3 separate regions of the Mus musculus genome follow, and all the other regions are linked to region 2. Evidence: chromatin contacts called from ENCODE Hi-C or POLR2A ChIA-PET data. All regions are on one chromosome and are shown on one strand. The core of a region is the stretch at or near the end of the contact, and the rest is flanking DNA. Distances in the headings are between cores, read along the strand shown. Region 1 has its middle 95 kb from the start of Gm30713. Region 2 has its middle 59 kb from the start of Gm30713. Region 3 has its middle 19 kb from the start of Gm30713.

Evidence for each region. A loop is a pair of places that touch in the nucleus more often than their neighbours do. ChIA-PET counts read pairs that join two places held with the same protein, here RNA polymerase II (POLR2A).
Region 1: a loop to region 2 is called in a map of T-helper 17 cell, with 2.0 times the contacts of the local background. The contact joins two enhancer-like sites. A Hi-C loop is called at or near these places in 1 of 37 maps with a recorded cell type or tissue (T-helper 17 cell). POLR2A ChIA-PET finds 5 or more read pairs at or near these places in 2 of 5 experiments (both embryonic stem cell).
Region 3: a loop to region 2 is called in a map of heart, with 3 times the contacts of the local background. The contact joins two enhancer-like sites. A Hi-C loop is called at or near these places in 1 of 37 maps with a recorded cell type or tissue (heart). POLR2A ChIA-PET finds 5 or more read pairs at or near these places in 1 of 5 experiments (embryonic stem cell).

Annotation. Positions count from the first base shown.
Region 1 is chr8:125,288,794-125,292,920 of GRCm38, forward strand. No RefSeq gene overlaps it. Among named protein-coding and RNA genes, the nearest start is that of Gm30713, 95 kb to the right of the region's middle. Within about 2 kb of position 2,863, at least 1 of the 3 ENCODE cell types and tissues checked has a DNase peak (open chromatin) inside an H3K27ac peak, as active enhancers do.
Region 2 is chr8:125,324,605-125,329,281 of GRCm38, forward strand. No RefSeq gene overlaps it. Among named protein-coding and RNA genes, the nearest start is that of Gm30713, 59 kb to the right of the region's middle. Within about 2 kb of position 2,512, at least 1 of the 3 ENCODE cell types and tissues checked has a DNase peak (open chromatin) inside an H3K27ac peak, as active enhancers do; it is heart, where a contact is called at or near this core.
Region 3 is chr8:125,364,916-125,369,060 of GRCm38, forward strand. No RefSeq gene overlaps it. Among named protein-coding and RNA genes, the nearest start is that of Gm30713, 19 kb to the right of the region's middle. Within about 2 kb of position 2,561, at least 1 of the 3 ENCODE cell types and tissues checked has a DNase peak (open chromatin) inside an H3K27ac peak, as active enhancers do; it is heart, where a contact is called at or near this core.

The sequences.
Region 1 (4,127 bases), core at 1,613-4,112, 35 kb before region 2:
AACCTCAAACTGTAGCTGAAGGAAACCTTTCCTTCTTTAAATTGCCTTATCATAATATTTTACCACAGCAACAGAAAAGGCAATGAAGACAGTGTCAAATCCTTAAGTACTCAATGGCGTGCCCCTGCCTCCCAACGCATCCCCTCCTTCTCTTCCTCTTCCTCTTCCTCCTCCCCCTCCCACCTCCTGGTATTTCCTACAGTCTTTCCACCTTATTTAACACAGTATCTCAGTGCACCTGGAGGGCTGGGCAGGAAGCTCCAGGCATTTTCCTGTCTCTGCCTCCCAGTGCGGGCGGTACATATCCTCAGCTTTTCTCTGGGAGCTAGAGATCAGAACTCAGCTCCTCCTGCCTGTGTAGTGTCTTAGGGTTTCTTTGCTGTGAATGGCCATGACTATGACAACTCTTATAAAGGACAACATTTAATTGGGGTTGGCTCATGGGTTCAGAGGTTCAGTCCATTATCATCATGGTAGGAAGCATGGCAATGTGCAGGCAGATATGGTGCTGGAGGAGCTGAGAGTTCTACATCTTGATCTGAAAGCAGCAGGAGATCGTATGCAACACTGGGCCTAGCTTGAGCATATGTAACCTCAAAGCTCTGACTTTCCTGTGATGTGCTTTCTCTAACAAGGCCACACCTCCTCCAATAAGGCCACTCCTCCCCCAGTAAGGCCACACATCTCCAATAAGGCCACATCTCCTCATAGTGCCACTCCCTATGGCCAAGCACTCAACACCTGAGTCTATGGCACCATTCCTATTCAAGCCACTATATGCAACAAACATTTTACCTGCTGTGCTACCTCTCTAGCCCCATTACTCTGCTGCTTGATAACCCGGTGACAGCAAGCCTTTCTCCATAGATAATTAGCTTGTAGCAAGCACATATTTTCATGCTATGAAGTTGAGGGAGAACAAAGAGGAATATGAAAACACTAACAACTCCCAAGAGACACCAGATATGGCAGGACATGGGGCAGATGCATTTCCCTGGATTGGGTAGTTGTTTGAAATTATTTTTGTATTTACGGGTTGCTCACTCAGACATACAGATTATAGAACACAGAGATTATATGCTGAGATGTCTGCTGTCAGACTGAATTACAGTGAGAGTTATCACAAAATCCAAATTATTAACTAGGATCTCCAGTGTCAGGAGGAAAATCACACTCCCCAAACATAACCAAACACATTCACATTCACTAGGTAGACAACGTTGACATTCACTAGCTAACTGTGACAGTGCTGATTTCTTCTTATTGGTTGTATATACACAAATGTATGGTTAATTTTAAAATGGGCTGTTGAGAATTATATTTTTGTTTCAGAAGATTATCTTTTAAGATAGAATCCATATAAAATAAATCACATATACCACATATACCACACACACACATGCTACATACACATATACCACACACATGCACATATACCACATACACACACTTCTCACATACACACTCACACACATATACCTCACACACTCACACCTACACCACACACACATGCCACACACACATACACTTCCCACATACACATACACACATATATACCACACACACACACACCACACATACACTTCCCACATACACACTCACATATATACCACAAACACACTTTCCACACACACACGTACCACACATGCACTTCCCACATACACACTCACACCCACACACATGCACATACAGTACACTTACATACCTCCTCCCCAACAGAACTAAACATAGGGTTGCCATCTGACCACAGAACTCATTCAAAGTGTAGTGAGAACTCTGGAATTTTGGTTTCTTTCAAAACACAGAAATATTGCAAATATTGTAAGGATGCGTTTTCATTTTAATCCCAGGTGTGGGATGTGGGGCTGCTTTGGACTGTCCACAGCAGCTGACTATGATTTGCCTCATGCTCTAGCAGAGCTGTGGTTTTGCCAGCTGCAGATAGTTTCTGTCATTGTGTGGTGTTTGGAATTCTGGGAACTTTTCCGAGGGTCTATAAATGCTAGGGCCCTGACAGGCTGTGCTTATTTTTGCCTGTGCACTGAGTTCTTATTGTGATAAGTCTAATTCTCAGGAGCCTGTACTTCTAATGGCTGCACTGGAGTGTTTTTAGCCCTCGCCTGGGATGGCAGTCCCTGCTTTGGCCACTAGGATGTGGTCATTCCTCCCTACACCACCACACTTCTGCTCCCCACTCCAGCCTAGAACAAGGGGCCTGTTGTCTGGTTCTGTCCTCCTCAGCATCCTGAGCCAAGGCCAGGAAAGAAAGCACAGCCTAGCCTCCACAGGAGCATGTACAAACTCTGTGGAGGTGGGAAGGGTCCCTGGGCTCTCCTCTCTGGATGCAACGTAAGTCTCTTCCTTGTTAAAAGTTTAAACAGCAATTGTAAAGCATCAGATTTAGGACGAATGCTTTTCCATGCACAGTCTGCCCTCTGCAGACCTCAGATCTCCGGGCCCGCTAGGTTAGCGTTAGCTGTGGCCTGGAACCCATTTCCTTTGCAGACTGTCACTAGTAGTTGGAGATTGTCCCTGTGAGATAAAGGAGCCTGTGCATGTGGCATGTCACATCATCTCTCTAGTCACTTTCCACAGTGTCCCCGTCTGTGGTGTATGCATAGAGATGTATAGGTACACACGTGTACACATATCTGCATGCTGGTGAATCACTCAGCATAACTGTTTTTAACTGTTTAACTTCCCAGGACACTGGGAGTTGCTCCGGAGACAGAGGCAGGAGGGGTCGTCTCTAAATTGCCACAGAATGACCCAAGGGAACAGGCTACTCCACTCTTTTCCCCTAAGCAATCTGTTTTCTGCTCAGGATAACTGAAGCCTCCAAGTCCCTCCCTGCGCCCGCCCTGCTCCAGTACCCCGCCCACTTTCCACCGGGCTCTGTTCATTTGGAAGGCTCGTGACCAGTGTGCGAGTTCATTATATTATCACCTGACCCTTCATCCCTGGCATCTGACAGCCTCATTTCCCGGAGCTCTCTTTTCTTCCAGTCTCAAGTTGATGTCTCAAGAGCCCTGTGGGCCTCAAACCAGATTCACAATTTCTTGATTTATTTCCCACCCATGGGCCTAGATAAATACTTCTAATTTTAGACGGGAAGTTCTTAATTTCCCCTTAAAAAGATATTATACTCCGTCCATTTCCCTGAAAGGAAGGCCCTGGCGCTTTCTAAGAAACTTTATAATAAAGGATTAAAACAGTAACTAGAAAACAAAGCAAAACAAGCCAGGAATTCCTCCGCTGGGAATTCCGCACTCCTGAGGGTTCTGACACGAGGCTTTTCTAAGAAGGGACCAGCATCTGGAACCCGCAGTACGCAGTGTCTGGCGCTGGGAAGGCTGTCCTAGAAGCAGTCTTTACACGCTGGCTTTAATGGAATCTCGGACTCCTGCAGGGGCTGCTTGTGTAAAACACACACAGAGAAAAAATCTTCTAAACAGAGGCAGGATGAAGGGAGTTCGTTGTTGAGCCTGACTTATTATGAATTTCATTCTCGTTTCCAGAACGCATGTATCTGGCTCTTGCCAGGGACACAGTTTGTGTTTGGGGCTCGCTAAGCGCTCTGAGAAGTCCCAAGTGAGTGTCTGAAAGCTTCATAGCGGAGGAGACTTGACTTTGGTTAGGGATCAAGTTCTCTGGCCTTGCCCAGCGTGGGAATCAGACAGCCGGATCTGGAAAATTGTGTTGAAGGTCAGACAGTAACCGGTAGTTCTAGCTCCAGGGAACCCAACACCCTCTTCTGGTCTCCATAGGCAACTACACTCATGTGCACACACATGTGAACAGAATTAAAGATAAAAGTGATGAAGGTAGAGGCAGAATGTCGGTTGGTGGTGGAGCGATTACCTAGCGTGCCCAAGGCTGGAGGACTCTCTAAGAGTCAGGGAAATTATATTGATGGTGGACTCAGAGCATGAAGACCACACAGCTGGCCTGCATTCTCCTCTTCTATAGTCTGACTGAAATATTTTATATCAAATATGACTTTACTGTTTTCTAGAATATTTCCCTCAGAAAAAGAAAAGAAAGCAATAAATCAGATGTGGAAACAAGGACACGATAGAAACCAACTGCAGGGACCTGGTGGCCCGCAGACTGGGGACAATCCCAAG
Region 2 (4,677 bases), core at 1,262-3,761:
ACACAGACACAGATACATACAGACACACAGATACACAGAGGGATACACAGACACAGAGAGATAGACATACACGTAGACACACACAAAGAGCGACACAGACACACAGAGACACACAGAAACACACACACTCAGACAGACACACAGACACAGAGATGCAAACACACACACACGTCGGGGAGGGGAAAGGGGAATGGAAGGGAAGTGGGGAGGGAGGCCTTTGAGTAGTTTTATGTCACAGTGTGCGGAGCAGCAGCAGCAGTAGCAGCAGCAGGAACTTAGAGGCTGCTTCGGCTGAGCTCTTCCTCCTCCCTCGGGCTGCAGATGGCCGTGAGTCCCTAACACAGCACCAGGCTTAATTTCCCAGTCTTCCCAGACAGTTTTTCTCAGGTTCCAGGTCTGTTTTAGAAAGATATGTTAACCATTTAAAGAGTGTTCATCTAACACTGGTGTGTGTGTGTGTGTGTGTGTGTGTGTGTGTGTGTGTGTATGTATGTGATGTTTCACATATAAAAAGGATAACCAAAAACACAAATGTCATTTGTCTTCCTGAGTTGGTCTTATTTCATTTAATATGGTTGGTAATCTCCAATCCCATCCATTTTCTGCAAAGGACATAAATTTGGTATCCTCGTTGGTTGAATAAAAACTCTGCTCTATACACATCCTACATTCTCTCTAATGGGCATCGGGCTGTTCCCAGGTCTCGGCTATTGAGACCAGCACAGAGCTGAGAGTAGACACACTGGTATCTCTGTGGTGTAAGGAATGAGATTCCCTTCTTATCACTGATGAGGCTCCTGGACTGTCTGGCTTACAGGTGTTCTTTCACCACAACCTGCTCCTATAAGACTGGCAAGACTCGATTTCATTTGCTGTTCTCTCTGTCCCCAGCCCCAGAGATTCTGACCTCTCCCTAGAGCCTGTCTCCTTCAAGAGGCCTCCTGCTCTGACATGGAGGTTGGTAGCACAGAGAGCTCTGCGTCTGAGAGTGCTCTCTTGCAGCCCACGGGCACAGCTTTTCATTCCTAGCATGTCACTGAGTGTGAGAAGATACCAGGGTGAAGCTTGGTCTTCCGGGAGGATTTCTTATTGACCACTGTCAGAACAGGAACAATAAAAATCCTTAAGAGGGCCCCTTGAACTCAGAACACAGCCATCAATTTCTCAGTGCTCTGGAGAGATAACTGGACATTGTGCATGTCTCCAACAGAAATCTGAAGGCCCTTGGGCAGATTAAAAAGTCACATTTTGTGGCTGACCTACCAGGCAATCCCCAGTGCAGGGGGGCTATTCATCTGGATCCTATTACCATGCTAACTCAGCGCGCCATAGCTTGTTGCGTGTTTGAGCAGAAACACTCTTCGTCATGGATGAAGAAGCAAGTCTGGAAAGCTTTCAGAGGATGTGGTAATCCCACCAAGACAGCCACCATCTTTAGTAGATCTATGCCTGCTTGAGAGTCAGTCACAGGAAGGCGCCGGTTCTCAACCTTCCTAAGGCTGTGACCTCATTTTGTGGTGATGACCACCAGCCAGAAGATTATTTTCATTGCTACTTCATAGCTATAATTTTGCTATTGTTGGGGATAATAGTATAACTATCTGCTATGTAGAATATCTGATATGCTACCCCTGTGAAAGGACCATTCAATGCCAAACGCCACGTGCTGAGAACCACTACTGTAGTTCCTATGGACTGTTGATGAGTTCCCTCATGGAAGAGTAAGGAGGGTCACTGAGCCTCCTCAGAGGTTTCTAGCCATTCTCCCCATCCATCTGTATGTAATTCTGTCCTAACTACATGCAGCCTCAGGGGCTCAGGGAAGGGCTAGAGTTCATAGGCTGGGGAAGGCTAGAGGAAGACGACTCCATTCCTGTCGTAATGGGGAATTCATCATCCAGGCTGGACAGAGATTTTTACATTGCTGCTGGCCTGGGTCTGCTTTTCCCCTCGGGATAGCCAGGCACCATTGCACACCTGGATGGACCGGAAGGAATGAAGCTTAGTAGGGTCAGTGGGTTAGACAGGATCTTAGTCTGTGTGACTATGGCAGAAAAAGCCTTCTCTAGAGATGGTTTTCAGTGAAATGGCTCTTTATTGAGGGTGAACAAGGGTTGTGCACACCTTGGGGAGTGGGTCAGGGTAAGTGTACACCGTTGGCTGGGAATGCTTCATTTGCATGAAGAGGAAATCCAGGTGCTAACAGGATATGTCCTTATAGGCAGAGAAGAAGTTTAAACTGTAATTTGGCCACCAGGCTACCTCAAGGGTGGTGGAGGTCATGTAAAAATTTTTGGGATTTGGACACATCTCAGCCTCATTCTTGCTGTGGACTGGCTTTCCCGGTTGCAGGACTTTCCGGCTCCACACACTGCTGCTTTGGTGTTCAGCTGTGTTTTTGCTGGTAACCCCTCACCCACTCTCCGTAAGTCTAGCAAACTTATCGGCTTCCCCAGGTGAGCTTTGGTAGACTCCTGCTTTGCTCTTAGAGCTTTATCAGAAGGGTTAGATGTGTTTCCATTTCCCCAGGGAGCCTTTCTCTCAACGGAAGTAACGCTGAGCTAAGCCATACAGCTTGCAGGAAGAAGACACAAAGCCCAAGGGAAAACAGCTGACCCACACTTTTTGCTTCTTGCCATGGCCCCTGGAAGGGAACTCATACAGATTTGGCACCAAGCTCCAAACTCTGCTAGCCCTGGGCAGTGTGGTGCATGCTGTCTCAATGCCTGGGACACCACTTGCTTGTTGAGTCTGATTGCTCGACGGCCTGATTCCTCTACTCCAAGTTGTCTTCTCCCAAAATCAGGGTGCAGCCAGCGCAACTTTAACAAGGAGGGTGGTAAACTTGTCCCATAGCCAAAAAGCAAGGCCACTCTGGATGTCATCGTCTCCCCACAGATGAATTGAGGCTTCTTCTGTGAATGTATCTCTCTGCAGCTCTCCCCTCTGCCCATTCACACTGACACTCGCAGCAAACGTTCCCTCTGGAAGTTTCCACATAGCATCTCTTCCCAGGGAGCCCAAGTTGAACCAGGCAGCTGTGTTCAGACAAATTGGCTCCCCTCCCTTCATCCTCTCTGTTCACCAAGGTCATCCTCAGGTATTGTATTAACTTGGGGCAATTACAAAATGAATAAGTGACGTATTTGGCCCTCAAATAGCTCACAGTCTATTCAAGGAGAAGAATGTGTCTAAAAATAGAATCATCAAAGCTTTTGTGAGAAATGGCGGGCCCACCAGTAACCCTTTAAAATGCGGGTCAGGTGCCTTTTTCAAAGCAGTCTTCACTCAATAACTACTCACATGTGGATAGAAAGTTCCACCTGCAGACTCAGTGAAGGGCGTCCCGGACAGACTGCCCCAGCTTCAGAAGTCCCACAGCACTTGATAAAGCCAACTTTTGTATTTCAAAACGCCGGAGCCTCTTGGCTGTGAAGCCAGCTCTGTCAGCAAAGTGCCTTCCACAGGACCGTGAGGACGGAGGAGCTGAGTCCCCAGAACTCTGTAAGGAGAAGCGAGGTGTGTAGTGTGCACCCGGCATCCCAATGCTGGGAGGGGGAGGGGGAAGGAGGCTCCCCAGAGCTCCAGGCCAGCCAGCCTAGCTGAATCAGTGACTTCCAGGGTCAGTGAGGGATCCTGTCTCAAAAACTATGATGGAGCAAGATTGAGGAAGACACCCTACATCTCTCTCTCTCTCTCTCTCTCTCTCTCTCTCTCTCTCTCTCTCTCTCACACACACACACACACACACACACACAGAGTGAGGAAGGAATGCCTGAACCTTTCTGACCTATTCTGAGTCCTTCTTTTCCCCTACAAATGGGGATTTTATGAGTCCCTTCCCACGTCCTTTGTGCTTTATGGTCTCCAGCTCAGGTCTGCTCCCCAGAAGAACTTGACTTGAAATTTGTTCAGATTCTCAGGGAACTGGGTCACCTCTGGCCAGCCAGGAGTGAGGACCTCATTGGAGTTGACAAATAACAGCACTGATAATTCCCTGGCCCAACGTAGCATGGAGGCTGTTAGAACTTCGTGCAGAAATTAGCTGCAGAACCCACCAACAGAAAGAACTGCAATGGTTCATGTTTTGGGTCACTGAAAAGTACAGGCAGACAGCACAAGAATGTGTGTTGGGTGGCTGCTGTTAGGGGTAAAGCTTTGGGGAATGACAAAAGTCCCTAGTGCCGAGTCAGCGGGGCACTGAGAAGAGAGGCCTGGCGCCAGTGATGTGGCAAGACTGGGATTCTGGCAGGAAAGGGATGCAGGAAGCTGAGGAACAGACCCAGATTGCAATCACAAGAACATTCTAGAGAAGTTATAGCTCTCTAAGAATGGGTGGGCCACCACACCAAAGCCAGGACATTTTGGGGAAAGCCTGGATCCTGAGACAGGAGACGGGGACATCATGATTAACAGACTAGAAAGTTTCCCCTCAGCCATGGGACTCCCAGAAGTTACCACCCATCAGAAGCTGGGACAAAGGATTCTATCCTGTGGGGAACAAATGTCCCTCTGGAGGCCTTAGCCACCTTCTCTCTGGCAAGGTCAACAGCTAGTCACAGCACAGGGCAAACAGCTCCTGTGGAAAAGGCAAACTCCAGACTCCAAAATACTCCAGGACATGCTCAAGGGCAGCAGGAGGATGCAGCTCAGGGTGCAGTGGATTGTGTGATGGAT
Region 3 (4,145 bases), core at 1,311-3,810, 40 kb after region 2:
ACAGTAAGTAGCTAAATCACAGGTCACCTGTAGTAGTGAGGATGGGAGTCCAGGCCTTGCTGTCTTCACCGACTAAGGGCGTTCTATAGGCTTGATGTCCACACCCTCAACCTACCTTCTGCCCACGCCTGCTCCGAAAAGCGCAATGTCAGACACAATGGGAGCTTTATGGACATCTTGTCACCTCCACTCCCTGATACAGGTTCTGGGCCTGACTGTTTCCACAGTCTGTGACAGTTCCAAGTATTTGTGCCAGAGAGCTGAAATAAACAGGAACACCCCACCTAGAACAGATGGGCTAACATGTGGAAGAGAGTGTGGGGGAGGCAGGGGAGGGTAGAAGAAAAACAGATAGAAGACCAAGCCACAGATGAACAAAAAAGTTAGCTTATCATTATTCAGTTTGACTGAGAGTAGACGTGTGACAATAGACGTTCCCAAGCCATTCCAAATGTCCACACAGAGTTCATAGGGCATTAAGATGTATTTGCCTTCAAAGAGACATGGGGCTTGAACTCCAGTGTGCAGGTCCCATCAGGACCCTGGGTAAGAGTTCCCAGCACCTATATCAGACATGCACAAAACTAACTCTCTCTCTCTCTCTCTCTCTCTCTCATTTTTTGAGACACGGCCTCACATTGTATCTTGAGATGGCCTTGGCCTGGCTGAAGATATTTAAAATGATCTTCAACTTCTCATCCTTTTGCTTCCCAAGTGCTGGGGTTAGAGGCCAAGCGCCACCAAGCTTGCATCAGCTGGCCTTCATGCTAATCTGCGAAGGGCTCAGCAGGGTTATCTCGAAGCCACCACTGTGGCTCCTTTCCTCCCAGCTCTGGCCTTTTTCTGCCCATCTCTCCTCGTACGTGACTTTAAAGCAGATGCCTCATCAGCAGGTCTGTAGGCTTCTGCAATTGATTCGCAATGAGAAAATGTAACTCAGGCCCCCTCGCGGCCATCTGAAGTGACCTTCAGGAACAGTCTTGTGGCTGGGAGCTTGCAGCATCCTGGAACCTGACGGTAACGGTAACGATTGTTTCATCGATAGAAGCCTTCTTGCCTTGTCTCTCAGAATGCGGATCCTGGAAGGAATAATACCAAGGAAGCCCTGATCCCAGGGAGGAGCTCTGCACATGGCAGTGTCCACTTTCATTCCAGACTCCTTCCCTTTGTTCATGGGCTTCTAGGGCTGAGATCTTTCCGTCCATCAAAAGCTGTTTCTTGTGTAGAAAGGGCTGACATTCACTTGACTACAAATGGCTAAAGTGTGCTTAATTTTTTAATATGTACCTTATTTGTTGTTTGAAACATTTATACATGTGTTCTGGTTTGCTCTTCTGCTCCTGTGATAATTATCAGGACCAAAAGCAACTTAGGGGAGAGAAGGATTTATTTGGAAGCTCACATTTCCAGGTCACAGTTCATTCCTAAGGGAAGTTGGGCCGGAACTGAAGCAGGAGCTTGGCACAGAACCTACAGATGAATGGTGTTTGCTGACACACTTCCTGGCCTATGCCATTGGCTTTCTCAGACAACCTGCCCAGGCCCACCTGCCTAGGGATGACACTGTCAAAAGTTCCTCAGCTGGGGGTGGGACTTGGTGAGTGCTTCTCCTGCCCATGATGGAATTTTAGCTGGCTTGATCTTGTGCAGGCCTTGTATAGGTATCCAACTGACGGTAGACTAGAGCAGGACACAGCTTCCAGCCATATTCTGCACCCCTGGGAAAGTAGTATATCTGTCTAGCATCCGTTTATCCAGCTGTGGAGCAGGAGTCTGTGACGCTGCCTACATGCCACTTCTGTGAGAAGATGTGAATGATATCTGCAAAGGCCAGGCCCAATGCAAACCTTGGCAAGCATCCTTGGCTGTTGGAAAGTCATTGGCTTTCAAGGCTGATGCTGTAGGTGAATAAAGATCTAACAAGGGTGCAGGCCATGGAGGATAAGCAGAGGCCTCCACAGCCTCCTGAGGAGACCTGCTTTCCCATTCTGTTCTATCTGCATCTCCCTGCTGCAGTTCTAGGGGCCGCAATGCTCAGTAACGTTCCCCAGAGAGAGCTATGGCATTGTTCCTCTAGAGCCAAGCTAACCTCACCTGGAGTACTGAGAAGGAGGTCTGGCCATCTGCTCTGTCTTCAGAGAGGACCGAAGACAGTATGCAAGGGGAGGCATAGGTTCCAGGCCATATCTCTCCTGGAGAGCAAGCAGGTCATAAAAGGACAGTGCTGGGAGGTCAGGACACCCAGTTGTGGAGACCACTCAGCTGGCTATGTTGGGGTTTGTTGCATGTGCTCATACATGTGTACATGTGTGTGTGCACACGTTTGTGTGCATGCATGTACTTATGTGCCTTCCTTCCCCCTCTCTCCCTCCTTTTCTCTCTGTCTCTGTCTGTCTCTCTCCCTCTCCCTTTCTCTGTCTCTACCTCTGTCTCTCTCTTTCACACACTCACATACTCACAAACAGCTCAAGGGACACTCATAAGGACACGAGGTACGGGAGCTACAGACATCTATCTATGAGTCTCTGAGGCTGTGAGGTCATGAGGCAGGAGGAGTGCAGCCTCTCCCAACAGCAGCTCTGTAGTTTACTCTGGTGTGTAAATCTCAAATTCAGTGAGTAGTCAGCCAGGTAGGGGTGGGGGAACACATCAGCCTGCCAGCTCACAGGTGGCACTCCAGTGGTATCCTAAACCCTGTGCCCTACCCAGTCCCATCTGTGAGCCTGGCCCTTCCTCTCCCAGGTTGCCCTCTCACTCAGATCGACACAGCTTGACTCCTTCACCACCCGTGCTTGCTCTGCTTGTGTAAGGTCCCTCCTCAGACAGCCTCCTCCAGGCTGTGCCTCCCACCCTTGGTCTCTACAGGTCTCTTCATCCATCTAGTCTGTGTCTGCCTTCCTCAGACTGTGACACTCACAGAGCAGAAGCAGGTTCCCTTTGGCCTCTGCTTCTTTAGGGCAGAGCCAGATCTCCCCCTGTCCCCATGCTGGGGACAGATGAGGCATTGACTTCTGACCCACTGCTTTACTAGGTATTTAGGGAAGTCTCCAGTGTCGGGCAGGGATGGTCAAATCTGTAAGGCCTGGACACTTTGATTGAAACCCTCATCAGCAGGGCTGGGTCTGTTAAGGACTCAGGTTTTTCTATGACGAAATAGCGGAGGGTGGACTTATAAGAAGACAGGGTTATTTTGGCGCATGGTCTCCTCGCAGTCTCAAGGCAGGGAAGCCATGGCAGTGGGACCTTACAGCGAGCTTCTCACAGATGGCAGATGGGGAAGTAAGAGAGAAGCAGGTATGCACCCTGCCCCTCCTAAAGGCTCTACAAAGTCCCAAGACAGGGCCACCAGCTGGGGTCCAAATGTTCTAACATATGAATTTGTGGGAAACATCTCCATGTCCTGCAAGCACCTGCCGCCCCTCTGTCACTTTAGAAGGTTCTTTTGACCTTCAGTTCCAGCATTTGTCTGGAAAGGTCACTCCAGGGGGACTCTATTTCCAGCCCAGAGCTGGCTGCCAAGGAGGCTTTATTTATGGACTGTATTTTGATAGTGTTGGGGGTTTGCTGCCTCCGGGGATTTGGGTAGGGCTGGCCTGAGGCAAGCCAAACCTGGCTTCCCTCAGGTCCTCCGGGAGCCAAGCTTTAGCTTGGCTGAGGTCTGATAAGCCTTCAGGGCTGCCTTCTCTCCTTTCAGGACTGGACCCAGACCAGTTCACTTCCTGCTGGGCTGGGAACCCTTGAGGCCTCCCTCCAGGGAACTGCATTTCAGAGAGAGAGAGGGAAAGAGAGAGAGAGAGAGAGAGAGAGAGAGAGAGAGAGAGAGAGAGAGAGCCCTTCTTTCTCCTCCTCCACTCCTGGCTGTGCAGTTCAGACCTGGGTCTCTAAGGGCAAAACTCACACCCTGTGCTTGCTCACACTTGGCAGCCAGGCCAGTCCAAGAGGCCATTTGGCGTCAACTTGAGGAAGTCAGTCTCCAGGTAATGTGTGAGAAAGTCTGGAGGGTCCACTGCTGCCATCCAGGCCCCAGAGTAGAAGCAGCTCAGGACTCCAAGACCCTAGAAGCAGTAGGAACTGAGAGGAGCCACAGCTGTGGCTCTCAGTGAGCAGGAACGTCTTAGGGTTTCTAGTGCTGTGATCAAACACCT